2 separate regions of the Mus musculus genome follow, and region 1 is linked to region 2. Evidence: chromatin loops called from intact Hi-C (ENCODE). Cell type or tissue: heart. All regions are shown on one strand. Links, peaks and the distances in the headings refer to the core of each region. The heading gives the core; the rest is flanking DNA. Region 1 overlaps Fam187b (family with sequence similarity 187, member B). Region 2 overlaps Hpn (hepsin).

Region 1 (14,937 bases), core at 2,925-10,924, 110 kb before region 2:
TGTGAGCTGCCATGTGGATTTGGGAACCAGACCCAGGTTCTCTGGAAGAACAGCCAGTGTTCTTACATACTGAGCCGTCTCTTCAGGCTGATCGAAACCATAATAATGAGATAAGGCCTAAAAGCATCAACCCCCGCCCCCCAAGACCTTGATGTGCATCAGGTGTTCTTTCTGCTTAACTTGAGTCTTTGGCCACCAACCTTTTTATCACCCACTGGACTTTGACTCCTCAAGGTATCGATTAGAGGACCGAGTGAGGGCATCACTACAGGATAGAGCCAGGAGGAAGGGTTTCCCGTGACTCCCTGTGAACTCGTTTCGAGGGTGAGTGTAGACAGATATGTAGCCTTAAAGAATAAAAGCCCAGCAATGAGGTGATACCCACAAGTCCCGAAGGCCTTCCCCATGTCCTCTATGGGTCCTCCCCTCAGCACACCCTTAACAATGCTGACATAAGAGACCAAAACAAGTCCCATCAGTGTGACCACACACAAGGCAGTAACTGTGGAGAGTCATTTTCCAGGAAAGTTGTGCCTGCACAGGTAATTTCAGGCTTTACATACCACGCCCCCCCCCCCACCCGAGGCAATTGGAAGATAGAGGTGATCTAAACTCCACAAAACCACTGATCTGAGCCACGGTAGCCAGTGCCAGAGGATCTCTGAGTGTGTGATGGCTCCATAATGCAAAGGTTGAGAAATAGCATCACAACCTCCAGTGTTGGACACACACGCGCGCGTGCACACACACACACACACACACACACACACACACACACACACACACTGTGGAGCTCAAATCCTAAAGCCACAGAAAGCTGGATTGCTCACACAAGTATGGCTAACTTCTCTGGGCCCTAGGGATTCCCAAGGATCTGGTGGTCTGGTGGAAGGTGCTTGGAGTAAAACAGAGGTCCAGGATAGAGAGACCAAAGCAGAAGGAAGACATGGGTGTATGGAGTTTGTGGTTCAAGAATAATTGATTCTAACTGTGGTGTTATCTGTCAGTGTCAGAATATAGACAGAGAAACAGCCAGCAAGGTCAGAGGAGCCTATAGGAGGTTTAGAGCACTTGCAGGTCTCTGTAGCAGCAGCTCTCAAAGCACTGCACTGCTGGCCTCAGTAGTGGATCTTGGAGGATGGGAAGCCACTGCAGGCACGAATTCAGTTCTGTAGCCCAAAGGAGTCTGGGCGTCTTGGAAGCAGAGGCAGGCAATAGCCCCTCTGTCTGCAGCTACTACCAGAGTCTTGAAGTGAGCTCATGTGCTCCTAGGAGTCTTGGAGAGACAGTTTTCCCTCTCTCTGTCCTCTGTTGACTCCTGTAGCCATGCTGTTGGTAAAACTGCAGAGAGGCTGATTTTGAGAGGCCCCAGGGCACCAGCTAGGTAGGTCTCAATTGGCTGAGTGTGCCTATGCAACTAAGGTGGGAATAGGACTAATCAGGGTAGAGTTGTCAGACTTGGTTAGAGAATGAAGAACCCTGGACCTAGCAAAAATTGCTGAAAGTTTCAAGTCAGGTCTGCTCTGGTCTGCTCTGGTCTTGGTCTCTACAGAGGTGTGGAAAATTATCAGTGTTCCAGTGATGACACCCTTGGGTTGCCTGCTCCTGCCTCTGGCTGTCAGTTATATTGGGGAGGGGAGTCTCAGCAGAGTAAGTTTTTCTTTTGCCCCTGTGGCTGCTGCTACACTTACAGCCACGGATTGGCCTCTGTTGGCTCCTTTGCCTTCAGCTTTGCTGTCTGAAAGATCCATATTAGGGCCACGTCTATCCATAACATGCCTGCAGGACAGGTTATGGGGGTTTGAGATCCGCCCCATACTTGTCCCATACAACACTCACCAGGCCTGAGGGCAGACATCTGTAACAATGGCTCTGGAAGGGGGTGGGATAGAGATAGGTGGATCTTTGAAGCTCATTGGCTAGCCAACCTGGCAGAGTTTTGGAGACCTTATCTCAGGAAATAAAGGTTGAGGATCTGGAGGAATGGGCTCAGTGGTAAAGAATGATTACTGTTCTATCAGCTCTGAGTTTGACTCTTCATGTCTGGTGGCTCACCAGTACCTGTAACTCCAGCTCCAGAGGGACCTTGCTCTTTGGCCACCTGCACTCTGCACACGTGTACACAGACATGACACAAGTGATGGCCCACCAGTTAAGAGCACTTGGTACTTTTGCATAAGACCCAGGCTCAGTTCCCAGCACCCACGTGGCTACTCAAAACTGTCTATAACTCCAGCTCCAGAGGATCTAAAGACCCAGGAATCTGTGGAAACCAGGCACATATGTGGTGCATACACATAGACGGAGACAAAACACTCATACACATAAAAATAATGAATGAATGAATGAATGAATGAAGCCCTAAAAGAAAATAAAAGTAGACTGAGGAAGATACCAGACATGGTCCCTTGGCCTCACATTCATGTATGCACACGTATGTATGTACGTGCACAATTGCATGCACACATCCATGAACACACTTAACTGTTGGGGACTCTTGGGTATGGATTAAATGAACACTCTTGGCTTTAAGGTGAGCATGAACTGGTGAAGAGCAAATGTGAATTGTTATTGTTCAGATATTAAGGGTTCCCCTTGCCAAGAGCCCATGTGTTAAGGGTTTGGTTACCAACTGACAGGTTTTTAGAGAAGTTATTGGGTTCTGAGACTAATTCCTTGATGGAGTCATAATTGAATGGCACTATTGAGAGATGGTAGAAAAAGTGGGGACTAAGCTGGGGGAAGTAGGTCAGTAGGGTGTGCCTGAGAGAGACAGACTTGTCTCTACCGCCTTCCCATTCTTCTCTGCTTCCTGGCTTCCTTAATTTGTTTTCTCAGATATGTTGGCCCCACAATGAGAAATAGGACTGACCCTGAGTTGTATTCATTTACTAGCACAAAGTACTGCAGCTTAAGATAATAAAACTTGGCTGGGCTTGGGGGTGCATGCCTTTAATCCCAGCACTGCGAGGCAGAGGCAGGTGGATCCCTGTGAGTTCCAGGCTAGCCAAGGCCACATAATAAGACCTTGTCTCAAAACCAAATAATGATATAACAACAACAATAATGAATAATTGTATTTTCTCCCCACTTTGGAGCCTGGAAGTCAGAAGCAAGCTGTCTCAGGGATTGCACTGGGGGAGTAGCTACTGCTCACACTCTCAGATGCTGAGTAGCATCCATTCCTGATTTTTTTTTTTTCTAGCTTCTGTGAGAACCAGAGGCTCTTTGATGTTCCTGGGCTGGAGGCTTCATTGCTCATCTCTCTTCCATCTTTTCTTGGCTTTCATCCTGGAAGTCTTTATCTGCCTTGGCTCTAAAAAGTCACTGGGCATATTGGACCTCAAGGCCAGTCTACCCCCCAATATGATGTCATTGCAACACATTGACAATAACCCAGTTTCGAAATAAGGTTTCATTCTGAGATTCTGGGAAATGCATAGAGTTTGGATGGGCCTTGTGAACAAATTGTGATGTTTAGGAGGGCTACTCAAGAAACTAGTGTCCTTGGCTCAGGCCACCCAGCCAGTCAGAGGTAGACGCTTCCCAGGCCATACTTCCTGAGCACCCATGGTAACTTCTATAGTGTTCCGTAGAGGGAACATGAAGCTGTTCTCTCCAGGACCCTGAACTTTGACCCTATGTTCCTCCCATGCAGGCCTGTCCACTGGGAAGCTGACAACAGCCCTCTGACATGGCAGGACCAGCTCTCTGGCCAGACGGTCAGCACCATCATGGACCTGCACAGTGGTGGCCAGCACCTGAAGGTCTTCCAGCCTGCCACTTACAGATGTTTTGTGGAGCAGGAGCTCATAGCCCAGTTCAACCCCACTGAGAGACAATCCAAAGCCCAGAACCCTTGGCAGCCCAGAATCCAGCCAGACAAGGCAGACTCCGTTCTTAGGAGATTGAAGTTGATGGTGCTGAGTATCTCTGTACTGGCCGTTGGAGGGCTTCTCTGTAAGGTGGTTTTCCGTCCTGTCTGCGGCAAGAAGAGGAGTCAGGTCCTCCTGGTGAAATAAACTGAGCCTTCTGTAGCCAAGAGGACCTGGTATCTCTCCACTGTCCCATCCTTAGCTCTAGCCATCCATAAGTGGCACCACATGAGCCACTGGAGGTGTGTGAGCCAACAAAGACCTGGATTAAGATCTAGTGGCCACTTCACTCTTTGTTCTGTGCCCTGCTCGGCTTACCTATTGATCACCCCCATTGTACAGATAGGAAAACTGAGGGAAGTCTGTCTAGTGATTGGAGATTTGGAATTCTCGGGTTCCTTAGAAGGAGAAAGGGAAGGAGGGAACCTTCTCAGGGTGTGTGGTGTGACTTTCTCTGGGCAGCTGTGAACAACCATCTGTTCTTCCCAGATCAGACACTAATGACAGACTAAAGAAATGACTACATGAAACTGGTTTGGTGAAGTAGTGACTTTATTGGAGTTCCTTACAGGAGAATGAGGGGTGCTTATATGAGCAAGGGTGACTCTAAAGTAGTTGCATCACCCAAAGGTCCAGCATAGGTGATGTCATACATGAAAACTGCTTTCTTAGACTTTCTGTACAACTTGTAGACAGCTCCATCGAAGAGTCTGCTCTTCCCCAGAGAATGGTCGCTGTTTGTGCAGCCACAGGGAGGGGGTCCAAGCTTCCTGAGTCTGGGTCTTCCTTCCTCCTCCTAAAAAGAACATGCCAGCTGGAAAGGGATATTGATAACATCACAACAGGTGTCTCTGTTGCATATTGTGTCCTCATCACTCAGCCCTCTCTTCCAGGGACAAGATGGAGGACACAGATGGGCATCTCCCAGCCCCACCTCTTCCCCATCTTGGTCTGCAATGGATCCCTAGTGCTTTTCCCTGCTTGGCCCCCAGGGCACCTTCCTCTTACATCACAGACATAGCCGCTGTCACACACACACACACACACACACACACACACACACACACACACACACACATCCCCTTAGCTTAGACACATGCTATTGTTGCATATTCTTGGGAGGGAAGAACCTTCATTGTTGCTCTGGGACAAGATGCTGGGCCCTGCTCAGCTGAACAGCAGGAACGGCTGGGTTTGGCTGTTCCCAGAAACTACACGCACGGTTTAGCAGAACCCAAGAGCAAGACATGAAATATTAATGCCTCTTAAGACTCACTGCCCTACATTCACATGGTGAAGTCTTGACAGGGCACACAGGAAGGGCTCCCAGGGCCAAATGTAGGCCCAGGAAATCAGGGTTAAGCTCCCTCTGTGCACCACACACCAAAGGCTTCACATGACACACCAGACTCAAAGGTTCTTGCAGAATGAGAGAAGGTTCCCAAGAGTCTGTTGGGACTGGCTGGGGAAGCAGAAGCTGAGAATAACAATGATAAAAATAGTCAATATTTTTGGTCCTCTTCATGTGCCAAAACATAAACTTTTCCATAAACATCGTGTCCCCGCAAGCCACCACTAGTCAGCTGTTACTATCAGCCGCCTTTTGTTTTATAGCTGGGAACATTAAGGCACAGAAGGTACATTAAGGCCTGGGGTCATACAGTGAGCTTGGGGAAAGGGCGGTTAATAGATGGGTTATTCAAGAGACCTCAGGGGCTGCGGAGATGGCTCAATGGGTAAGATCATGAAGACTTGGTTTGGTTCTATGTTAAAAAAAAAAAAAAGGAAGGTAGGTGTGTCCATTGTGTACCTATAACCTCAGAACTGGGGCTCAGGTTATACAGGAGGGTATGGGGTTTTGGCTGCCAAACTCTGGGTTCAGTGAGAGAGCATGTCTCAAAGGAATAAGATAGGGGAGAGGGGGAGGGGGAGGGAAAGGGGAGAGGGAGGGAAGGAGGAAGGGAGAGAGGGAGGGAGGGACACTGCCCTATACACATGGGAACACATACCTATACACATACACCTGTACATACACCTGTACATACACACCTGTATACACACACACCTGTACACACACCTGCACACTCACCTGTACACACACACACACACACACACACACACACACACACCAGCACCCTCCCCAGCAGGAACCTCTATCTACCCCTAGGTATCCTCTACCTGCAGTAGCCCCCACTGTGGTAGCCTGAGAAGGATAAGTGACAACCAACTGAAGCCTCTTCATTGAGTTAGTGGCCTGTCTACACAGCCCTGAAGGTTCCTAACCAAAGTGGAAGCTCTTAGCACCCCAATGGGACCTGTGACTTTCCACCTCTTGGTGCCCACATCTCTGTGTGGGGCTTTAAGTGTGGACTAGACATGATGGCTGAGATTGGCTGTCAACTTGATGGGTTTAGAATCACCTAGGAGACGTACCTCTGTGTTGAGTCTGCAAAGGGATTTCTGGTAAAACCTAACTCTAACTGTGGATAGCTGCCACTCCAGGGGCCGAGTTTCCAGACCATAAAAGGGGAAAGCAATCAGAGTGCCAGTGGTCATTCCTCTCTGCTTCCCGACTGCAGATGCAATGTGACCAGCTGCCACATGCTGCTGTCCCTGTGCCTTTCCCAACATGATGGGCTGTATCTTTTAACTATACTATGCATTATTTTATACATGTTTTATCTGCATGTATGTCTGCACATCTATAGTATAGATGGTTGTGAGCTGCCATGTGGGTACTAGGAATCAAACCTATATCCTCTGGAAGAGCAGCTAGTGTGCATAACGGCTGAACTGTCTTTCTGGGCCCCTTGCTTCTGACTTTCCGACAAAGGTGTTGGGCCGTCATTGTCACAATGAGGTGGCAGCACATAATTCCGTCTCAGACTTTTGCAGAGTGTCTGATGGCTTGATGCCATGCACAGCTGCTGTGATTTCAATCCATGCCCCCCATAGAGTCACCTGGCCAAGCCTGGTACCCAGCCTGTGCCGCCACTGGGAAACGGAACCTTTAGAGGGGAACGGATTGCGTCTTTGAAGGGCTGTTGGTGCTTTTCCATCATTTTGCTTCTCAGCTGCTAGGAAGTAAGCAACTTCCTGTGTCACGTGCCTTTGAAGCAGCCAACCCTGCACCCAGGCCTTTGGAACTGTTAGTCACAAATAAACCTTCTCTCCTGATAAGCTGATAATCTCAGGCAGGCATTTTGTCACAGTAAGAAGGCCAACTCCCTCATCAACTGTGTGACAAGGAACTGCAGAGCTAGGGACCATAGGGACTTCTGTAAATGGCCTCTGGGACTTCACAATGGCCTCTAGTTGATGGCCAGCAATTAGCCTGATCTCTCAGCTATACAGACAGCAAGAAATGAGTTCTGTCAACACCATGGAGTCTTCCCAGGACATAGATAATTTTAGAACAGTTGGGGAAGCTCCCGTAATTCCTGTCTCTACATCCTCAGCATAGGATAAGGTGATTTCTGATCTCCTTAGGTACAGAAGGGTTAACATGAGACACTTTCAGACTAAGAGAGAGGGAGGGAGGGAGAGAGAGAGAGAGAGAGAGAGAGAGAATGAGAGAGGGGACAGGAACCCAGGGTTCTCTTGCTCTCTGCAGAGCCCCCCCCCCCCGTGCTGGAGATAAAGGCTAACCATCCACCAGAATTGCAGCCAACCCACAACAGATGTGGCCCCCAGGAAGTAACCTGGTGTGATTGTAAGCCACTAAGACATGGGAGATGTTTGTTACCACAGCACAGCCTGGTTCATCCTGACTGATACATGTTCCTTCCAAAACTTACTACTTTCATAAAATTAATGTTTTTTTTTTCACTAATTAGCTAAACAGAGTTCTAGGTCAGAAATTTGTTATTTCCCTATGGTATGCCCAACTTTTGAAAGAGCTGGAACATAGGGACCCAATAAGCATACAGTGAGAGTCTAGGGAGGAAGTGGAGACCCAGAAAGGTGAATTCCTTTTCCTATGGGTAAATGGGCCATGTATCAGTTGCGGCTGCAAAGTCAAACACACCTCTGAGATTTCAAATAATAATAAAAATACACTTTACACATTTGCAAGTCATTGGGACAGCCCTCTGGGAATGTGCACACTTCTCTGATCAGCAGCTCTGGGTAGATTTTCTATTTTTCTGTCATGGAGACAAATACCTGAGAGAATTTACAAGCTATCTCGTTTATTTTGGCTACTGACTTCGGAGGTTCCATGGCTTGTTGGCCCCATTGCTGTGAGGACAAATAGCACGGCAGAGAGATTATGACAGAAGGGTACCACAGGAAATCTGTAACCCTCCTGCCAGCCAGGAAGTAAAGCAGAACAGGGAGGGTACACCCACCCCTCAAGCACCCCCCACTCCCATTGTTCATTTCCTCTAACCAAGCACCAATGTCAACAGTCACACTACTGGGGGTCTGTGTTCTGCCTGGTCTGGTCACTGCGGTGCTGAGACACTGCTTGTGGGGGACAAAATGTCCTTCCTCCCCGCAATTGGGGCACCAGCTCATGGCAGGCCAACACTGCTTGGGAGGCAGAATGCAGCCTAAGACGGGGGTGGGGGTGGGGGGGGGGCAGGCGCCTGGGAACCACGAGGAGTTGAGAACAGGCCCACAGGCCTGAGATGAGTGGGGGTGAGGCGAGAATTTGGCTTAGCACAGGGTGAGTGCCAGGAGCCTAGGTCATTGAGGATAGGCTAGGTAACAGCGGCTCCCGCCCCCAAGGTGGTTCTCGTGATGAGAGAGACAGTCCTTGCTTGACCAAACTGTTTATTCATGGTGGAAAATGGATGCATATGACTTATTCAGGGTGGACCAGAGGAAGGGATGTCTGGGAAGAGAAGCTTATAGGCCAAACCCTCAGGGCCAATCTACATACCTCTTTGGGATGGAGAACTCTGGGCTCTCTGCTATGTGACCAGTTGCCAAGGACCTCTTAGTGGGGTGTCTCGATCATGTGCTTCAGCAGGAATCTGGTTTGGAGGAGATTCAACCACCTGCTGTTCTCAATTATGAGAATTGCCAGGGTTTCTTAATCTGCTTGACTTTCCCAGATTTTCTGTCTGGTGACACGGTTCCGCTGGCCCCACACACTACCTCCCAAGAGTCTATTAATTCTTAAAGTGTGTGTACGCCTTTGAATGTATGTCATGTGCGTGCAGGTGCCAGAGGAGGCTGGAAGAGGGTGCCCAATCCTCCACAACTGGACTTACAAGTGGTTGTGAGCTGTCCAGTGTGGGTGGCTGAGCCAGAAGGTGAACCAGCACTCTTAACCACTGAGCCATCTCTCTTGCTCCCTCCTTTTAAATGCTGAATCTCTCCATCGATTAGACCTTTCACAGTCTGTCCCTGGAAATATCCTCACGGACACACTCAGAGGTGGGCCCACTAATCTCCTAAGAGGTTTTTATCCAATCAAGTTGGTAAGTTAGCCCTCATAGGCTGGCTCTCCCTGAGCTTGGCAGGGTGTCCTCATCTGGGAGCTGAATGCCATTCGCTGAGTTTTCATGTGGTCTTTCTAGCAGGGCAACCCAGACTTGTCCAAATGTGGTGGCAGACATCCAAGAAAATTAAAAGTTTCGAGGCCATATGAGGTGGGGAGCGGGGACTCAGTGCAACCTAACACAGCGTCTCCAGGGTGGGGCCTGGGACTAAAGTTCAGGATTTTGGAAGGTGTAAGGCATCAGCCTACAATGGCATGTATGATGACTGAGCACAGAGAACAGGTAATAAGCCCTAACACAGGGTCCTTGCTCCCCATTTGGAGTAGCCAGGGGAATCCTATGCATCACCAACGAGAGCTTCCTGTCCCTCTGTAGCCTACAGTTTTCTTTTCTCTCAACAAAAATCTATGCGTGGCTTCACTTTACGTCCTGTTTACTGTGATTTTAAATATTTATTTTTTATTATTTTTATGTGTGTGTGTGTATATGTCTGTGTAGGTGAAATGGAAGTTTCTGGTTGTGTCATGTGATGCAGACTCACATGGTGTCTTAGTCAGGGTTTCTATTCCTGCACAAACATCATGACCAAGAAGCAAGTTGGGGAGGAAAGGGTTTATTCCGCTTACACTTCCATACTGCTGTTCATCACCAAAGGAAGTCAGGACTGAAAAACAGATCAGAAAGCAGGAGCTGATGCAAAGGCCATGGAAGGATGTTCTTTACTGGCTTGCTTCCCCTGGCTTGCTCAGCCTGCTCTCTTATAGAACCAAGACTACCAGCCCAGAGATGGTCCACCCACAAGGGGCCTTTCCCCCTTGATCACTAATTGAGAAAATGCCTTACAGTTGGATCTCATGGAGGCATTTCCTTAACTGAAGCTCCTTTCTCTGTGATAACTCCAGCTGTGTCAAGTTGACACAAAACTAGCCAGTACACATGGTGTTTTGCTGAGGCTAGCCCAGAGGGAAGACATGTGATGTCTAGAGAGAGCATAAATAGGACTCAACAGACAGTGATGGCGCACTTGCATGGCGCCTGAGCTATGCGGCTCTTTGTTGGTCTTCGTTGATCTTCACTTCCTTGAGAGAAGCACAGTGGGGAACTTCTCCTGGCATCTTGGCTGGTTCTGGTCAGTCCTGCTGATTCAGCAGAGGCCTGGCTGTTTCTGCTGGATTGTGCTGATTTGTGTTTGGTATCCTGACACTGCTGAACTGGACTGCTGGTATTGTGATGAACAGAGATTAGAATCGCCCCAAAGAACTACTTCTAAACAGGTCCACATCCCCTTGTCCTATTTACCATCGTTTCTCCCCTACCTTTGTTTGGATGGAGGGCTAGGAGGTAGGGGGAGTTGAAACATTTGAGAACTGTTATTAAAGTAGATTTTGAAAAATCTAAGCCTACGTGTGTGCACTTGAGTGCAGGTGCCTGCAGACACCAGAGCTATTGGATCCCTCTGGTGCAGGAGCTACAGGTGGTTGTAAGCAACCCAGCTTGAGTTCTGGGAACTGAACTCAGGTCCTTGGCAGTGTGGGCTTGCAATTTCTCAGCTTTCTTCCCAGCCTCATGGTTATTTTGTTTTTAAACTTTCTTTTGAGATTCCTTATTCTATTTCCTGAGACAGGATCTTACTATGTAGCCCTAGGAGACCCAGAACTTAATATGTAGATCAGGCTAGCCCTAAATTCACAAAGCTCCACCTGCCTGTGCCTCCCCTGTGCTGGATTGAGAGTGTGTGCCAACTGCACTCTATTTTATTTTCGTTCATGTATATGAATGCATGTCTGTGCACCACGTGCATGCAGTGCTCAAACAAGCTAGCTGAGGACACTGGCTCTCCTGGGACTGGAATTAGAGGTGGTTGGGAGCTGTCATGTGGGTGCTGGGAATTGAACCCAGGTCTTCTGCAAGAGCAGCCAGTATTCTTAGTCACTGAGCTGTCTCTCCAGCCCCACTATTTTATTGTAAAGATTTGTCTATTTTTATGTGTACGTGTATGTGTAGCTTCAGGAATTTATGTGCACCACATACTTGCAGTGCCCCCAGAGGCCAGAAGAGGGCATCTACTCCCCTGGAAATGGAATTACAGGCAGTTGTAAGCAACTCTATGTGGGTGCTGGGAAACAAACTCAGGATCTCTGCAAGTGCAATGCCTACTCTTAGCTGTTGAGAAAATTTCCAGTTCCGTGTTTATTTTAACATTTATCAGAAACATGACCTTGTAGGCAAGACTTTTCCCCCCCAAAACAGGGTTTCTTTGTGTCGCCTTGGCTGTCCTGGAACTCACTTTGTAGACCAGAATGGCCTCAGATTTACAGAGATCTGCTGCTTCTGCCTCCCAAGTGCTGAGATTAAAGGTATGCACCACCACCACCTGCCCCCCCCTTTTTTTCTATTCTCAACTTCTAGTTTGTATTGGGGGGGGATAGGGAGGTAAGGGGAGAGGGGTGTTACTCAGTAAAGTTTGGATGGTGGGAAATAGCCAAACTAGGAGGTGCTGGCAGCAGTCTAATGTTTCCATTGCTAGGAGCTGGACCTAAATTGGCTACAGACACCTTTGAAAAGAAACCATTAGAGGGGGTGTATGTGTTTTAACTTTTTTTAAAAAATTCTTTTTGAGACAGGTTTCTTTGTGTAACAGCCCTGGCTGTTCTGACACCTGATTTGTAGACCAGGCTGGCCTCAAACTCACAGAAATTCCCCTGCCTCTGTCTCCCAGGTGCTGGGATTACAGGTGTGCACCACCACCTGGCATCAGATGATATTTCTAACATCTGACAACACTGGAATGAGCCAGATGTAATAATTACCCACTACCATGTAAGAGTCCGGCCCAAATTTATCCCCTTCAAATAGTAGGAAAGTGCTTCCCCATTGTGGTGCAGGCTGACTTGTTACAGGCTGGGCTCAGCTGATAGTTTGCATTAGACCTGAAGTGTCTCCAAGAAGGCCTGGTCTCCAGCTTTCAGATGCAACCCAAGGGAGGTGACTGGGTCATGAGGGCCTGAGCTGATGAGTGGATTCATCCGTGGATGATGTCATAAATTGTGAGTATGTGGGTGTGCACAACCTTCTGCACGTATGCAGAGGCCAGAGCAGAATTTGGGGTTTTTCTCTATCATTCTTCCTCCATACTGCCTTGAGGCAGGATCGATGGTGGAACCAGATTGTTTCAGCCTCATTGGCTGGCAGGTGAGGTTTCAGGACCCACCAGTCTCTGTCCTCTATGCTGGGACTACAGGCACGGGCAGCCTAATCCAGCTTTTTAACATGGGTGCTGGGATTCAAACTCAGGCCATCACACATATGTTACAAAGTTCATCACAAATTCACACAAAAAAATCAAATCATAAATTGAAATAGAAGTTTACAATGGCGAATGTTTACATGCATATCCATTAGGAGTAATTATCTGGCTAAACATCCATCACCTGTCTCAGCTCCACAGGTTCACTGAAGGGTTAAAACCAGAACTAAGTGATTAGTGAAGTTTTATATAGATAAACCCAGTCAATATTTTATCTTCTGCCCTAGCACCTATAATAAATCGTTAGTTCCCTTTTTGTGACCTCTGGTTACCTCTTGGAATATGCTCTGAGTAGGAGAAAGTCTGGTTACTCTCTAAGAGCAATTAACTGGTGACGCTTGGGAGACTGAGTTCTCCTTGCAGCTTTGACTATCAGAAAGGGACCTAATAGCAGTCCCATAAATGAAAGAGCTTAATAACCACAGATATAATTTTAGCAATTCTTAAGGATCATCATCAAGACTTAAGTCATCAGCTGGGCGTGGTGGTGCACACCTTTAATCCCAGCACTTGGGAGGCAGAGGCAAGTGGATTTCTGAGTTTGAGGCCAGCCTGGTCTACAGAGTGAGTTCCAGGACAGCCAGGGCTACACAGAGAAAACAAACAAACAAACAAACAAACACAGACTTAAGTCATCTAATTTGACTATATAGCATCATTACAAGATAGTACATCTTTGTGGATCTGCAGAGTTCTGTGCCAAAGGGGTGTGCTAGTACTTAGTGATTGTTATATATGTTTAATAATAACAGGACAAGCATATTAATAGCAGGAATCTTTCCTAAAATGAGTCCCTCATCACAGCCTTGCTTAATGAAGGCTCACCTGTTGCAGATTATATAATAATCCGAAGCAGGCCACTTCAGGATGATCATCTGCTAGTTATTAGCTTGTCCCATTATGGCTCCTGACACATCACAGCCTGGCAGTCTCAAGAGAGAGAGAGCAAACCTTTAGATCAATATGACCAACAGGGTCCATAACCATATCTGGGTACTGTGTGCTAAGTACTGTTTTAAGTACAGATTGTTTTAGTTTCCTTTCTGTTGCTGTAACAAAACACTCTAAAAGCAGTTTAGGGGAGGAAACCGGTTATTTGGCTTACACTTGTAGGTTACAGTTCACCACTGAGGACAGTCAAGGTAGGAACTCAGAATAGGAGCTTGAAGCAAAAACCATGGAGGAACACTGCTGGCTTGCTCCCAGGCTCATCATGCCCAGCTAGATCTTTTTATGCCTAGGGATGGTGCTGCCCATAGTGGGCTTTTCCCACCCACATCAACTAACAATCAAGGCAGACCCCCTATAGACATGGCCACAGGCCAATCTGATCCAGGCAATTTCCCAGTTGAGGTTTTTCCTTTCAGAGGAGTCTTGGCTGTGCTAAGTTGACAATGAAACCTAACTAGTACACATTATTAATTTTCATAGCACATCATAAATAACTAGCATTCTAACGTTACAGATGATTAATAGAAACATGGAGAAATTAAATCCACATCTAAGGGGACACTAGTTGGAAGTATTGGGTCTGGGTACTGGACCCAATTTGGTGGCTTTAGAATCCTACTTTCATTTGTTTATTTTCTGCTTCAGAGAATGTCAGAGATAGCCCCGCATTGACTTTGCTATGTAGACTAGGATGACAGTTTAAACCCCTGACCCTCCTGTCTATGTTTACCAACCACCGAGATTACAGACATGGCCTTCACTTTATCCATGTTATGGTCCTTGCTTTTGAGTTACATGTAGTTATAGCCAAAACAAACAAACAAACAAACAAACCAGTCATATTAACCCAAGCAGAGTGGCATATTCTTATATTCCCAGCATGTAGAAGGGTCAGGATTTCAAGGCCAAGGCCAACCTAGGTTACAGTGAGACCCTGTCTCAAATTAATGACTGGAGAGTTGGCTCAGCAGTTAAGAGCATTTGATGCTCTTGCCAAAGACCTGGGTTTGATTCCCAGCACCCACGGGGCAGCTCAAATCGTCTATAACCCTAGTTCCAGGGGATCAAAAGATCCTCTTCTGGGGTGCTCTGACACTGTTTGCATGTGGTGCATATACAGACAAGCAGATGTACAAACACACCTACACACAAAAAAAAAATAATAAACGAACAACAACAGCACAGGGCATGGCGGTGCATGTCTTTATTCTAATCGCTCAGGTGGACCTCATGAGTTTGAGACCAGCCTGAGCTACATAGTGATCCCCAGGCCAGCAAGGGGCTCCACTGTAAGACAGTGTCTCAAAATTTAAACAAAACAAATAGTAGTGGCATACCCCTCTCCCATCCAGAG
Region 2 (14,937 bases), core at 2,517-10,516:
CAGGATCCCCATGGCCTCAGTGATGTAAACGGTATAGGACACCCCAGTTTCTCTGTCTGTAACAACAGCTGGACTCCTGCACTGTCCTGTGTGTAGGGATCTGACCTCTTTCTGGGTCCTGGGTGCCTGTGATAGTGCTACCTAGTGAGCAAGCCCCAGACATACTGTCTCTTTCCTTCCTCCTTCTTCTACCTCTCCTGTCCACATCCAGACCAGTAGCAGCCAGACTGGGTGGGAATAGCAGTTCATGGGAGCTTCCCAGGCCCCTGTGTACACCAGTCACCTCTGTCCCACCCTGACCCTCCCAGAGTCCACCCCTCAGGTTGTAAGGTAGAGTGGTCACCCAGCACCTAAGACCCCTATGAAGATGTTTCAGCTACCCAGAACCCCAGCGTGCCCAAGTTGCCACTCCTTTATCCGGCTGTTGAAGCTCCTTTGAGTTGACTCAGATCAGAGTTGTCTAGGATACTTTGTTCCCCCCGAATATGCCAATAACAGCCTTCTGGCTCCCCCATAATCTGGGGTGCTTTGGTGCCCACAGAGGTACCTGATACACTCCAAGTCACCCAGGATCCTGAAACAGGTCTGACGCCTATGCATAGAACAGAGCAGGAGTCGTTGCTGTTACAGATGGAGGGGTACATGGCTGCAGGCTGCCCAGGGTCAGGCACTGGGCATGCATCTGCAGAGGACAATGGGAACAGGGTGCTATGACACACACTTGTCCTCCAGCATTTGAAACAGTTACAGGGGGGGACCAAGAGGCACAGGAGAGAGTTATCTGGAAGTACCGGTGAGATGGCTCAGCTGGTAAAGGCCTCTGCTGTCAAACCTGACAGCCCAGTTCAGTCCCAACAACCCATGTGACAGAAGGAGGGAGCTGGGATACTGAAAGCTGTCCTCTGACCTCCATACACACACCTTGGGCACAGGCGACTCATTCCACACACAACATTTATAATTAAATAGATGCAATTGAGAATTTACTATGGCCACAATTTTGTTACTTATAACTTTAAAAGGCAGATCTTCACATAAGCATGCGTGCTTATGTTTTCCTCTGTCGACCTTCACCATACTTTTTGAGACAGGGTCTCTTGTTGAACCAGGAACACACCGACTGTCTGGAAGTGATCCCTAAAGATCCCCCTCTCTGCTTCCTCAGCCCTGAGGTTACAACTGCACACTGCTGTGCCCAGCTTGTCAGCTGTGTTCTGGGGCTTGAACTGAGGACTTCACACTTGTGTGATGTCTTAGTTAGGGTTTTACTGCTGTGAACAGGCACCATGACTCTTATAAGGACAGCATTTAATTGGGGCTGGATTACAAGTTCAGAACTTCAGTCCATTATCATCAAGGCAGGAACATGACAGCATCCAGGCAGGCATGGTACAGAAGGAGCTGAGAGTTCTACATCTTCATCTGAAGGCTGCTGATAGAATGCTGGCTTCCAGGCAGCTAGGATAAGGGTCTTAAAGCTCATGCCCACAGTGACACACCTCCTCCAGCAAGGCCATACCTACCCCAACAGGGCCACACTATCTAATAGTGCCACTCCCTGGGCAGAGCATATACAAACCATCACACATGACAACTGTTTCTCCTGTCAAACCATTTTTGGGTCACATCAGGCAGTTCTCTCAGGCTGGACCTTTAAAGAGACTATCTCTTGGCTCTGTCAGCTGCCAACTGGATCCAGTGGGTGTTCTAAAACAACGGCCCCTAACTTTTTGACGTCTTCTCCACTGAAAGGTGGGATCTATGTCCCTATCTTTAGAATTCAGGTAGACTGGCGGCTGAAAAGCAAAGGCAGGGCTGCAATGTCAAAGGCAAAGACTTCCGAAATACTTGGGAGCCCTGGGCTAACTTTTTTTTTTCGAGACAGGGTTTCTCTGTGTAGCCCTGGTTGTCCAGGAACTCACTCTGTAGACCAGACTGGCCTCAAACTCAGAAATCCGCTTGCCTCTGCCTCCCAAGTGCTGGGATGAAAGGTGTGCCCCACCATGCCCGGCTTCTGGGCTACCTTTTAAGAAGTGCAAATGTCCTGAGGCAGTCATGATGGGAGAGGGGCACAAGCTACTCAGAAGAGTCAGTCATCCCAATGGAGGCCAGCCCTCCAGCCTAGACACAGATCACGGGTCAGGAAGCCTCTACAGTCCCTACTTATCAAGTCCTTTTTGTTGCTAACCAAGGGCAGAGCATCACGGAGCAGACACAGCTATCCCTGTCCAACCTTCTGTGCCACTCATCCAGTGAGCCTGATCGGAGGGTTATTACTCCCTGCTAGGTTTGGGCGTTTTGTTTGGCACAGGGCAGCATAGCAGCTCCTTGATTAACTCGCATTATTGCAATAACACCACGTTTTATGCAGAAACCAAAAATCCGTCTCCCTACACACCCGCACTATTTGAACCTTCCCAGCAATTACTTCTGAATGTAAAATTAATGGCCGTCACATCCCTCCCTAATCATGGCAGCCTCTGCACTTGAGAAAGAGCTAGGGAGAGAAAGAAACTACACATTACTCTCTGCTTGACTGGGTGGATTCTAACAATCACGCTGCTCCGAGCCCACTGTTCCAGCTGTGTGTGGAGGCGCAGGTCTGTAATCCCAGAAACCCAGGCAAAAGGGTAGTAAATTCTAGGTCAGCCTGAGTTACAGTCAAGGTTTGAATCCCACATGTCCTCCACAGTCTCCTGTGTCTGGATACGGGGTCCCTAGTTGGTGACGCTGTTCTCAGAGGCTGTAGGACGTTTCGTGAGGAAGTGGCTGGAGAAGACACCACTGGGGGTGATGCCGGTGCTGGGTTCTGCTTCCAGTTTGCTTGTCTGTGTGCATCCTGATCTTGCAAGATATGAAGAGTTTTGGGTTTAGGCTCCCACCACCGTGATTGGCTGTCCCAACCAACTATGCCTTCCCATGATGACAGACTGTATCTTCCACCCCAAAACCATGAACCAGAATAAACCTTCCCGTAAATTATAGCAGGGATTTTGTCACAGCAGTGAGAAAAGCAACTCACAAAAGCAGAGGGATTCTGTCTGACAGAAAGGGCAGGGTGGGTTTATGTCTGTCACTCCAGCCCTCAGGAGGCTGAGACGGGCAGAAAAAGAGCCAAGGCCATCCTCAGCTACATAGAGAATTTGAGCTAGCCTCTGCTACATGGGACCCTGAATTGTCTGTTTTCTAAACAATGCAAACAAAGGAGTAAAGAAAAAAAATCCTGGAGGCGGAGAAGGCAAGACAGGGAACCCCTCTCCTGTCAGGTGAGCCCACTGGGGTCTTTTGAAGCACTGGAGAGTAAAAGCGCTGGGGGAAGTGAAGACCCAGAGTGAAGACCCAGTCTCTTGCCACACAGGACTGGGCCTGGTGTTCCTCTGCGGTTTACCGCCCCCCCCCCCCCACCGCCCCAGTGCGCCCCTTTGTGGTCCCTTGGAAGTTTGGTCACCAGGGTTAGAACCTTTAAGACACAGCGCCACCGTGAGCCTGCATCATCAACTTCTTCAGCCTTTTCACCTGGCTGTGTATAGCTTTGGCATTGTTGGCCCGATGGGGTGAGATGTGATGTGGCTTCACTTCAGGAAGCCTGAGCTGGGAGGCCCGGCGAGGTGAGTGTTGGATGCTGTCCCTGCTCAGTCCCTAGGTGTCATTCTCAGAGGCAGGGGCTACATCCAAGAAGCCCCTGGTTCTGCTCTGTCAGCTAGGCTCCATCTCTCCTGGCAAACCAGGGAGTCTGCCTGCTTCTTTGTGAGGGCTGAGCTGCTGGGGACACAGCAAGTGTCAGAGCTGTGCCAGGACAGCTGACTTATGGCAACTGACAGCCAGCAGCTTCTTTTCCAGCTGGTGGCATACACATTTAATCCTAGCATTTGGGGCTGGCGAGATAGCTCAGTGACTAAGAGCAATGACTGCTCTTCCAGAGGTCCTGAGCAACCACAACCATCTATAATGGGATCTGACGCCCTCTTCTGGTGTGTCTAAAGACAGCTACAGTGTACTAACATACATAAAATAAATATATCTTTAAAAAAACCCAAACAATTAATCTCAGCCCTTGGGAGGCAGAGGCAGGTAGAGCTCTGTGAGTTCAAGGCCAGCCTGATCTAAAGAGTGAGTTCCAGGACAGCCAAGGCTACCCAGTGAGATCATGTCTTGAAGAAACAAAAACAAACAAGCAAACAAAAAGGCAGAGCCCAGAGCAAGGGTTTGGGAGAAAGGTGTCTTAGGGTTCCTATTGCTGCAGTAGTTCCTATTTGTACCATGTCCAAAAGCAACTTGGGGAGTAAAGGGTTACTTCATCTTACAACACTCAGCTCATACTCCATCCCCGAGGGAGTCAGGACAGGAACCTGAACACAGGGACTGAAGCTGAGGCCCCTGAAGCAGAGCAATGTTGCTTACTGGCTTGCTCTTCATGGCTTGCCCAAGCTTCGTTCTTATACCACCCAGGACGACCTGTCTAGGGATGGGTATGGCCTACAGTGGTCCAGGCCTTCCCATATCAATTATCAATCCAGGAAATGAGCTGCAGACTTCTCCACAGGTTAGTCTGATAAGGGCATTTTCTCAGTTGAGGTTCCCACATCCCAAATGACCCTAACCTGTGTGGAGTTGACATAGCACTAGCCAGCAGAAGTGGAATCAATATATTCTGATGGGGCCCAAGAGAATGCTTATTCCAGAAAGGGCAGAACTAGCCCCTGCTGAGTGCAGTCTACTCCTGTGATCTTTTCCCCACAGGCCCCTCTGAAGCATTACTGGTCACTGTGGGTGTTCATGGGCTTCATTGCTATTGGAATTCCAGCCTACTGTGCTGCGGAAGACAGTCTTCTCTCCCCTCTCTGTTTTGGGATAGGTTCTATGTATCCCAGGCTTGCCTCAAACTCCTGATCCTTCTACTTCAATACCCTGAGTGCTGCATCCTGTCCTGCTTACACCTCTTAAAATTTGTTTTCTTAATTCTGTGTGTGTGTGTTTGTGTGTGTGTGTGTACATGAGTGCATGTGCTCCTGGAACCAGAAGAGGGCGCTGTATCCCCCAGAGCTGGAGTTAACAGGAGTTCTCAGTCTGAGTACTGGGAACTGAACTCAGGTCCTTTGGAAGAACACCAAGGACTCTTACCACTGATCAATCCCCCCAAGCTTGTATACCCCATTTCTGAATAAAGTATTCACCCTTGGGTGTCTCACTGTAGCAATGGAAAATAAATTAATACATGCCTAAATTTCTACCAGATCCCTTAGAATAGGGAGGGCCACAATCCTCTCCCACCTCTCAGGGCCATGCCATGCCCTCTCCATTTGTCCCCTCTGCACAAGCATTCTCCTTCCTCCAAAACAAATCTGTTCAAACCCTTCACAGGGCACCATGCACAGGAATGGTGTCTTTTTTCAGCTGACAATTACGAAGGGGACATTTATGGTCGCCTCCCTCCAACTCTGTATACAGTTGTGTGTGTGTGTTGCTCGGATTCAAACCCAGGACTTTGAGCATGCTAGGGGAGTCTTGTGCATTTTTGGCAAGCCAACATTTGATTGACCCGCCAAAATGCCACAGACGAGACAATGTTGGAAAACCCTGAGGGGCAGTGGCGGATTGGTGTTCTGTGAGTGACATGCAGGACTGGGGGGCTCTTTGCAGGCAATACAGTGTTGAAGATCGACCTTACTAAGGCTGTGGGGGATCAGGTGCTCATGGCTAGAATGTTTCCCAGACAAATGGACTGTGAGTCCCTCCAGGGTGTTTTTGAAGATATTTCTGTTTGCGGCTAACAGGCTGTGTGGTATTCTAACATTTATCAGTTAAGATCTTAAGCTGGCAGTGGTAAGGCTGGGAACCCACACTGGCAAACCTGAGGCTGGTTTGTCACACACTGAAGGCCAGCCTGGGTGACATAGAGTTCCAGACCAGTTAGGGTTCCTACCCACCAAATCCCCCCAAAAGGCTGAATGCGGGTGACAAAGCCCTTAATCCTAAATCAAATGGATGTCTGTGAGTTCAAAGGAAACTTGATCTTCACAGTGAGTTCCAGGAAAGCCAGGGCTACATAGTGAGACTCTGTCCCCCCCCCCCCAAAAAAAAAGAAAGAAAAAAAAAAGAAAAAGAAAAAGAAAAGCCCCCCCCCTCAAAACAAGAAGAAGAAAAAAAAACCAGCAAAAATAAATTTAGAAATGTTTAAAATTTTGAGAAGTGGCATAGGTTGAGTGTTTTGTCCCGCTGAGCCGGCCTTTTTCAGCCTGTCTGGGAAGAGCCTTAAGTTCTCAAGCGCCAGGGCTGCAGCTCCCTCTGGTGGCCATCTACACTGCTACAGAGGTCTGCAGATGCAGGCAGGGGAAGAGCAGGAAGGGGTGGGTCTCTGAGGGGACGGCCCTTCAAGCTGCACTTACAAGGCTTGCCACTCACCCCTCTCTGCCCCACAAGGTTTTGTTTTCTGTTGCCCATAAGCAGACATATTTATTGTCCCTCGAACATTGACGTCCACTTTCTCTGGAAACAGCGCCTCATTTTCTTATGAAGAGTCTTCCACACACAGCTCATGTGGATCCTGAAGGCCCAGCCCGCGTCCCCAGCCCCCAGCCCCAGGCACCACTTTGGGTACAGGGAAATGCAACAAGTTCACACGACTCAATTCTGACCCAGAGCTGGGTCTCCCCAGGCTTCCCCCCCCCCCCGCCCTCCGCTCTTGTGTTCTCATAAAAGGAGTGCACACGCACACGCGCGCGCGCGCGCACACACACACACACACACACACACACACACACACACGCACGCACGCACGCACTGGCATCATGAACTTGATCCACTGCACATACCCTCACTTATGTAGAAATGGGACGAGTTTCTTCTGGTTGTGGGAAAGTCTGCAGAAAGCTAGCAGAGTGAAGGAAATTTGAGAGTTGTTGGGTTGAGCAATCCTAAAGTCAGATTCTTTCGGGCATTTTAGCACCCCCCTCCACCTTCCTTTTATTTTTTGAGATAGGGTCTCACTCTGCAGCCAAGACTGGCCTGCCTGGAACTCACTACGTAGCTCAGGATAGCTTTTCACTCGTGAAGATCCTCCCAAGTGTTGGAACTACAGGAGTCAGCCACCAGGATCGGCTTAAATGTTTTCTCAAACGGGTAGGGACTGGGAGGGTCACAATCCCTTTTTGATTTGTGTTAGGCCCTCAGTCCTCTCTGCTACTCTCAAAATGTCCACACCGCTGCTTCCGTTTGTAGACGCAGAGACCCATTAATCAAAACCACCTTTATTATTTAAAGAGCATCTGCACAAGGGGCTCCCTAGAGCGCCCCCCAGAGGACAGAGTAATATTTACATGGGGTGGGAGGGTGAGGCCAATGGCCCTGGGATTGAGTGGGCCGGCCACTGTGGAAGAGAAGTCCTTGGATCCAGCATCCTTGGACCCGTGGACTGGATCTGAGCAGGAAACCATTCCATGTGAGGCCCAGTGTGGAGCCTACCACGTGGGGCTGGAGCCACCAGACCAACTCTGACTCTGGATGCTAGTGCAGCACGGAGCAGCGAGATGAGGCGGGATCAGGGCTGAGTCACCATGCCACTGGCTTCGGAGTGAGTCTAGGGAAAGAGCCACAGGCTTCCAAGGTCTCAGACGCTTGTCCCATCCCCAGAAGCCTATGGGAATCCACCTGTTCTCCAGAGTACCCTCTTACTTTTCCTTATTAGGGTCCCAGACAGTCCCCCGCCATAGCAACACACCTTTATGGCCTTGAAGATCCACTCCCGGAAGTCAGTGACTTTGGTGTACACTCCTGGCTTCCGGGCCAAAGCACAGCCCGTACCCCAGCTTACAATGCCACATAGCCGCCACCTTGATGTCCCAGAGATGCTGTCTTCACACACAAAGGGGCCTCCACTGTCGCCCTGGTGATGGGGGGATGGGACACCTGACTAGAGACCTCCATGACTCCAGTGGGGAGCCCCTGATCCCATTACCCTAGCTCCTTCTCTACAGTGTCAGGCCTGGGGACTGCCCACTGTGTCCCTCACCTGGCACGCATCAATGCCACCCTCAGGATAGCCAGCACAGAACATCTTGGGCTTGATCTGATTCCCGTAGAAGTCGGGGCTGTTGCAAACTTCGTTGCTTATGATGGGAACCCGGGCCTCTTGGAGCACCATAGCCTGTTGGCCTAAGGGGACATGGGTAAGGTGACCAGAATTAGGAAACAAGCCCTTTCTCCTGGTTCCCACTCCATGGCCTGGGGGTCTCTTTGAGGTCCACCGAACCTCCCCCAGAGCAGATTCAGCCCCTCCTAGTGGTGTTGGCTGGTATTGCTTGGAACTCACCATAGAACTGTGTGTTACCCCAGCCGGTCACAGTACAGACCTTGCCATCCACCAGGGCCTGTCCCGCAGCAGGGAGACACACTGGCTGGATGTATTCTGTGAGAGAGAGCATACAGTTCGGTTCCCACTAGCCAGTCTGTTCTTCATGGGACACAGCTATCCAGCCACCTCACCGTCCACACAACCCCAGCACATCCTATCACTACCAGGATGGAACCTTCATCTTCCAATGTATACACCTCTTCCCCAAATCTTTTTCTTTCACCCCCAGTCATCCTAGAGAACTGGGATTGACCTTTGCATTAGGAGGGACAAGAGGCCATGTCTTCTGTCCAAAGTTTCATAGACACAATAGCATAATCAGAACTGGAACCTAAGTTAGTTTAATTCCCCAAGTTTGGGCTCTTAACCATGGTCATGAGGCTTTCTCCAGCCCAGAGGCAGGAAAATGGAAAGCACACCCTGCTCTTGAGACCCTTGATTTCCACCTATCAGAAAACTGCAATAATAAACACATGGTGGGCTGGAGAGATGGCTCAGCCAGTTAAGAGCACTGGCTGTTCTTTCAGATGACCCAGGTTTAATTCTTAGCACCCATGTGACAGCTCATAGCTATCTATAACTCCAGGATCAGACCCCCTCACACAGATATACATGCAAGCAAAACACTAATGCACATAAAATAAATTAATTATATTAAATATAAAATCATTATATTAAAAATAACAATAAACACACAGGCCTCCACTGAGATGGACTGTCATTGAGCAGTGCATAGCAAACAATCCTGGCAGCCCCTCACTGATGGAACTGTCTCCCTGATGGAAAATGTCACCTTACCCTCCATACAACCCCAGTGCAAAACAATAATCATGCTGCAAGCTGAGGTTATAGCCCAGTATCGGAGTGCTTGTCCACAGTACACAAGGTCCTGGGGTTGGTCCCCAGCATCAAAAGAAAACCAAGCGTACACACAACATAATTTCCTCGCAGAAACCGTGGTGAGAAGCAGATGCTGCATTGAAAGCAGGAAGCACTTGAGGGAGTACTGAGAATAATCAGCGAGAGAGGCCACCCTGAGGACTGTGGGAGGACAAGGTGAGTCCAGACACGGGACACACCAAGGCCGACGAAAGCGCACAGTCACTTAGCAACGAGCAGACGCTCTGAGAAACGTGTCCTCAGATGAGTCATCATTGCGTGAAGATCCTAAGAGTGTCCTTCATGCAAATTAAGATTCTGATGTCACAAGGCCATCTTGTCTCATAGGGACCACAGTCGTATAAATTCTCTTTGACCAAAATGGTTTCATGCAACACACATGTAAGCTCAGCACACCGCTGATCGTGTGTGCTTGCTATTATTGATGCAGTTATTTATTGTGGGTATTTTGCTATTATTGATGCAGTTATTTATTGTGGGTATTTTGTGAAAAGGGTCTTTCAACACAGCCCAGGCTGGCCTCAGAGTCTTTCTGACTCAACCTCTCTCAGTGCCACAATGAAAGGCATGTGCCACACCGGGCTCCTTTTTAAAAAAAATTAATTATCTTTATTTCATGTGTATTAATTGATGTTTTACCTACATGTATGCTTGTGTGAGGAACTGGATCCTCTGGAACTGAGTTACAGACCGTTGTGAGCTGCCACATGGGTGTTAGGGACTGAACTTGGGTCCTTTGGAAGAGCAGCTAATGCCCATAACCACTGAGTCATCTCTCCAGCCCCTCCATATTTAACATTTATTTTTATTCACGTGTGTGTGTGTGTGTGTGTGTGTGTGTGTGTGTGTGTATGTGTGTGTGTGTGTGTATGCATATGCGTGTGCCTGCCTGTGAAGTCCAGAAAGGAGGGTTGGATTCCCCGGAGACAGTTGTGAGTGGCTTGATGTGGGTGTTAGAAATGAATGAGGGTCCTTTGTAAGGACAGCAAGTGCTGCTAACCACTAAGACATCTTTACATACAGCCTCTCCTCTGCACGGTTTTGGAGGGGTTTAGCCTTCCTGAGGTATATAACTGCAGCTTTACACAGCTGTAACTCGCATATCTTCTAATTCTCCATGTTAAAGCGTATGCGTGAATTCATGGCTTTGGCATGTTCCCAGATTGGCACGACCGTCACTGTGTTCTACTGCAGAACATTCTGTCTCCCCAGAAGAAACCTCAGATTCTTTACCTGTTTGCAACATCTCCACTCCTCCTCACTCCTCTCATTTATTTACTTAGAGTATCTTGTGTAGCCTAGGTTATCCTCAAACTCACTATGTGGTCAAGGCTAGCCTTGAACCCGTTCCTCCTGCCTCTTCCTCGCCCCTGAGTGCTGGGATTCCAGGCTTCATGCCCAGGTTACCATGACTAAATGTTCTATGAAGAGCATCTGAGCACTGGTTTTCCACATGATCGTCTGTATTTCTTCTCTTGCGTATAGGAAAGGAATCGCTGGATCACACAGTGACTGACTGACTCCTTTAGGAAGGTTCAGATGGTTGTGTGTGACTGTCAGCCGTGCTATCTGGCATCCATGGCTAATATCCAGTTTGTGCTCCCTAATGGTGGGTCTGTTATCGCCATCGTCAGGGAAACCTGAAGATGGATCTACTTTGCTTCACAGGCCCCTTCTTTGATCCCTAAGTCTCTGGAGTCCTTAAGCTGAGGCTAGACCTCCAGGCTTACCTGTGAGAGGCAGGGAGCTAGAGAGGTGGACCAAGGCAATGTCATTGCTGTTTTCGTCGATAGTAGGGTCTCGAAAGGGAAGGTAGCCCCCATGATAGATCACAGCCTGAACCCCCAGTTGCACAGCATGGGGTGAGGTCCGGGCTACAGCACCAGCAAATACTCGCCACCGAGACAGGACCCGGTTCCGCCTGCCGGGGACAGAAGGAACAAGTCCCTGGGCTCAGCCTCTGCAGACCTCTCTCCTGCCCTACCCCAGGTGGCACTGTGAGAAAACACTCACTCTGGAAAGCAATGTGCAGCAGTCAGCACCCAGTCCCCAGACAGCAGGGACCCCCCACAGAGGTGGGTCCCATCATAACGCAGGCTGACCTGCCACGGCCACCTTCCCAGACTGCTGTCCTGGCCCCCCACAATGCGGTCCACCGGCAGCTTCCTGCGGCCACAGTCTGTGGAGAGGTGACAAGGAAGATTTAGAATGGGAGGAGACACCACCCTACTCCAGCAGTTTGTGGGAACAAGGCTCTCCCCCAACCTTGGGGTTGTTCAAAGGGACATGACATGTTTGTGGGGACACACTCCACCCTGGAGTCCCAGAACTCCAGTCTTGGGCTGCATGTAGAGAAAGATCTGTGCCCTCCCCAGCGCCCACTGCGTCCAACCCCCACGCTCTCACCTTGGCAGGTGGCAGTCAGGAATCGGCCTCTAGGACAGTCACTATGAGAAGACACAGGAGAGGGGTGGCGACAGAAAGATAAATCAGGGGACCAGTTAGAATGATATTTGGAGACCTGCCATTACCACCCGCAGCCGCCCTGCTTACCATACAGAGATGACATCCAGCAACCTCTGAGCCAGAGGCAGTCCGCCCTCGTCCACGCAAAAGAAGCCCGATGTGCCGTTGGCGCCCGCAGTGCGCACATCCAGCTCCGAGTGCGCCAGAGCCCTGCGCGGGGCTCGGGTCAGAGCCACCTCTGGCCCGATTCCATCCCCTTCCCTACCCCCAAGGGCCACCCGGGTACCTGAGAAAGCCCATCTCCTCACAGCCGAGCCCTGCCACCCTGGCATTGGAGCGTGAGGAGCACAGTAGCCTCCACGTTCCCTCCGTCTTGTCAAACACCGCAAGCCGTGAGTCCCCTGGACTGAGCTGCACTGCAAGGTGACAAAACCGGGCCTGGGTCACCAGTTTCCCTGGCTGCCTGAGGCCCTGAGGGCTCTCGTCTTGCACCCTTCATGACCCATAGGTGGTATCTGCAGCCACTACTAGGTTGGATTATACTAGTGCGTATCTCTCCCCGACTGAGATAGCGGAGTTGCAGGATCTTGACTTCATCTGACTTGGGAGAGGGAGTCTGCGCAGGGTATTCACTGTGGCTGATCAAGTCCAGAGATCCTATCTGGGTGCAGTCAGGCTTGGGGAACCACTTGGGGAAGGGCGGGGGTCAGAAACCCTTAGCTATTTCACCAGGTCACTAAAACGTTTAAATAAATATGACACAGAGAAACGAAAGGTTAGAAGGGGCATGGCAGAAAAGAAGTACGTAATCCTAGCGCTTAGAGGACGAAAACAGAATCTTGAGTTCAAGAACAGTTCAAGCTCCCTATCAAAAGAGGAGGAGGGTGTGTTGTCTCGGCACATGTGCCTAGAATTTGCCAAAGGAGGCATTGGCGGGAGAATCATGAGTTTCGAGTCTCCTGGGCTACACATTTTAACCTGGCGATGGTGGTGTGCATGCCTTTAATTCCATCCCTCAGGAGGTGGAGGCAAGATCTCTGTGAGTTCAAGACTAGCCTGGTCTACAGAACGAGTTCCAGAACTGCCAGAGCTACAAAGAGAAACCCTGTCTCGATTAATGATGATGATGATGATAATGATAATAATGGAGAGGAGGAAGAGGAGGAAACGAGGAGAACCCAGGCTCTTCTGTCACCAAAGCAAAACCTGCGAGATGGAGTTAAACAGTGACTCTAGATTCCAGAGTCACCTTAGCTAGGTGGGGTGGCTTCTACTGTCCCAACACTTGGGAGGCTAAGGCAGAAAAGGTACTGAAGGTTTGAGGCCAGAGTGGGATTCGTTTCTAATTCAAAGCCAGTCAAGGCTACCCTGTTTCAAAAATCAAAACAAAAGTCACCCAGCCAATACATCATAAAGAAACTGACAAGAGTCAGGTGTGAGAGCATCCCAGCACTCAGGAGACTGAGGTAGGAGGCTCATGAGAATGAGGTCAATCAAGGCTGCGTTATGTCTCAGGAGAGAAGAATGGAATGGAGGGAGAGAAAAAAAGGGAGGGAGAGAGGGGGAAAAGAGGGAGAGAGGGGGCAAAATGTAGGACTGGGTTGTATCAGAAGGCTAACTTGCAGGAGTGGTTCTGTCTGAGGATGGCTGGGGCAGTCTGTGTGGATAACCAATGCTCCCTGGTCCTCCATTTGTCCCCATAAAGTCAGAGAAGCCCTGTTCACACCTGAGTCAGGGCAAAGCCTGTAAGGGCATTTCTTTCTATTTACCAACCAGCTTTGAACACACTGGTTCCTATTTTAGGCTGTAGACAAAAATCACAGCATTTCTCCTTGTGTGGAGTGCAAAGCCCAGGAGGGAGGACAGATAATGAGCAGGACAAATAACGGAAGCGTGTCCTGTGCCTCAGCAGAAGGGGCCATGGAGACGTGGAGGCTGACAGAAGGGAGGAGCTGGTAGGTGGGGGTGGCGTTGCACTTTGCTGTAAGTGGGCAGGCATGGACAGCTTCGCTGGGAATGTGCCGCGTGAGCAGCTAGGAGAAAGAAACGAAGGAGGTGAGAAGGATGCTGAGATCCGAGAGGGAACCGAGAACTAGGCCAGGGGAACTAAGGAACAGGAAGTGGAGATCTGAAGGCTGAGGCGGGGAGTTGGGTGAGGAGCAGCCAGGAGGCAGAGAGAGGTTGGCAGAGTTGGCTTGTAGCTGGACCAGGACTCAGCTCGGGGAAGGGGTCACACACTGACCTGATTGGGGGAATGTATGAGTTGCTTCTGGCTGCTGGTAGGGGCAGACTGTAGGGCAAGAAGAGCTAGAGTTCAGACTATGACCTCGATGTGACAGGGACAGAGGCTGGGCCAGCAGGGGGCAGCGCAGGGAAGAAAGCTGGATTCTGGGAATATTTCGTAGGAGAACATTACTAGGCCCAGTGGCACTGGCCTATCTTCTCACCTACTTAGGAAGCTGAGGCTAGCAGACCACAAAGTCCAAGCCTACCTGGTCTTTGGAGTGAGTTCAAGGCCAGCCTAAGTAACTTAGAGAAAAGGGTCTCACAGAGAAATGTAAATAAAAAGGGGGAGCTGATATCTTTGCATAGCAGTAAGTAAATCATCTGCCTAGAATCCCCCAGTGAGGGGCTGGGGGCGTGGCTCAGTGATAGAGCCCCTGCCTAGAATCCCCCAGTGAGGGGCTGGGGGTGTGGCTCAGTGGTAGAGCCCCTGCCTAGAATCCCCCAGCAAAAGGCTGAGGGTGTAGGTCAGTGGTAGAGCCCCTGCCTAGAATCCCCCAGTGAGGGGCTGGGGGCGTGGTTCAGTGGTAGAGCCCCTGCCTAGAATCCCCCAGCAAAAGGCTGAGGGTGTAGGTCAGTGGTAGAGCCCCTGCCTAGAATCCCCCAGTGAGGGGCTGGGGGTGTGGCTCAGTGGTAGAGCCCCTGCCTAGAATCCCCCAGCAAACGGCTGAGGGTGTAGGTCAGTGGTAGAGTGCCTGCCTGCATGCATAAGACCTTTGGTTCAATCCCTAGCACAAATTAAAAAAAAATAAAATTAAATGTACATCTCACAGACGGCTAAACATCACAGGATACACCTGTTCAGCTCAGACAGCTAACATCCGGCCAACCAGGATTTGAATTCAGACTGCCTGCTGGCTTCCACATTCTCTGCTTAGGTTTTCCTTTCTTTGGCCAGCACAGACTCATCCACAGCAAGACTCTAAAAGCTGGTAGAC

Evidence for each region. Hi-C counts contacts between places; a loop is a spot of excess contacts. Peaks named below come from ENCODE experiments on the same cell type or tissue, not always from the same donor. Only the 100,000 strongest peaks of a DNase experiment are listed, where the experiment ranks them.
Region 1: a loop joins it to region 2, with 2.3 times the contacts of the local background. A loop is called at or near these places in 2 of 42 quality-filtered maps.

The regions. Positions count from the first base shown.
Region 1 is chr7:30,985,322-31,000,258 of GRCm38, forward strand. Fam187b (family with sequence similarity 187, member B) reads left to right here. Exons shown (of 2, transcript NM_001242647.2): 2 at 3,659-4,405. The coding sequence ends at 4,022. It overlaps Gm42377 (a long non-coding RNA gene), which reads right to left. Exons shown (of 3, transcript XR_881943.2): 3 at 4,418-4,671. It also overlaps the pseudogene Gm18196. Among named protein-coding and RNA genes, the nearest start is that of Fam187b, 11 kb to the left of the region's middle. In heart, for the core only: no CTCF peak of the experiment used is centred there; no DNase peak of the experiment used is centred there.
Region 2 is chr7:31,091,498-31,106,434 of GRCm38, forward strand. It overlaps Hpn (hepsin), which reads right to left. Exons shown (of 14, transcript NM_001110252.2): 6 at 12,003-12,132; 7 at 11,804-11,926; 8 at 11,657-11,697; 9 at 11,264-11,429; 10 at 10,981-11,171; 11 at 8,309-8,404; 12 at 8,009-8,151; 13 at 7,718-7,882; 14 at 7,228-7,576. The coding sequence ends at 7,538. Among named protein-coding and RNA genes, the nearest start is that of Hpn, 16 kb to the right of the region's middle. In heart, for the core only: CTCF peaks have their summits at 3,471, 6,294 (motif pointing left), 7,278 (motif pointing left) and 8,292; DNase peaks (open chromatin) are centred at 6,294, 7,734, 7,944 and 8,294; H3K4me3 peaks cover 821 bases; H3K27ac peaks cover 700 bases; H3K27me3 peaks cover 444 bases.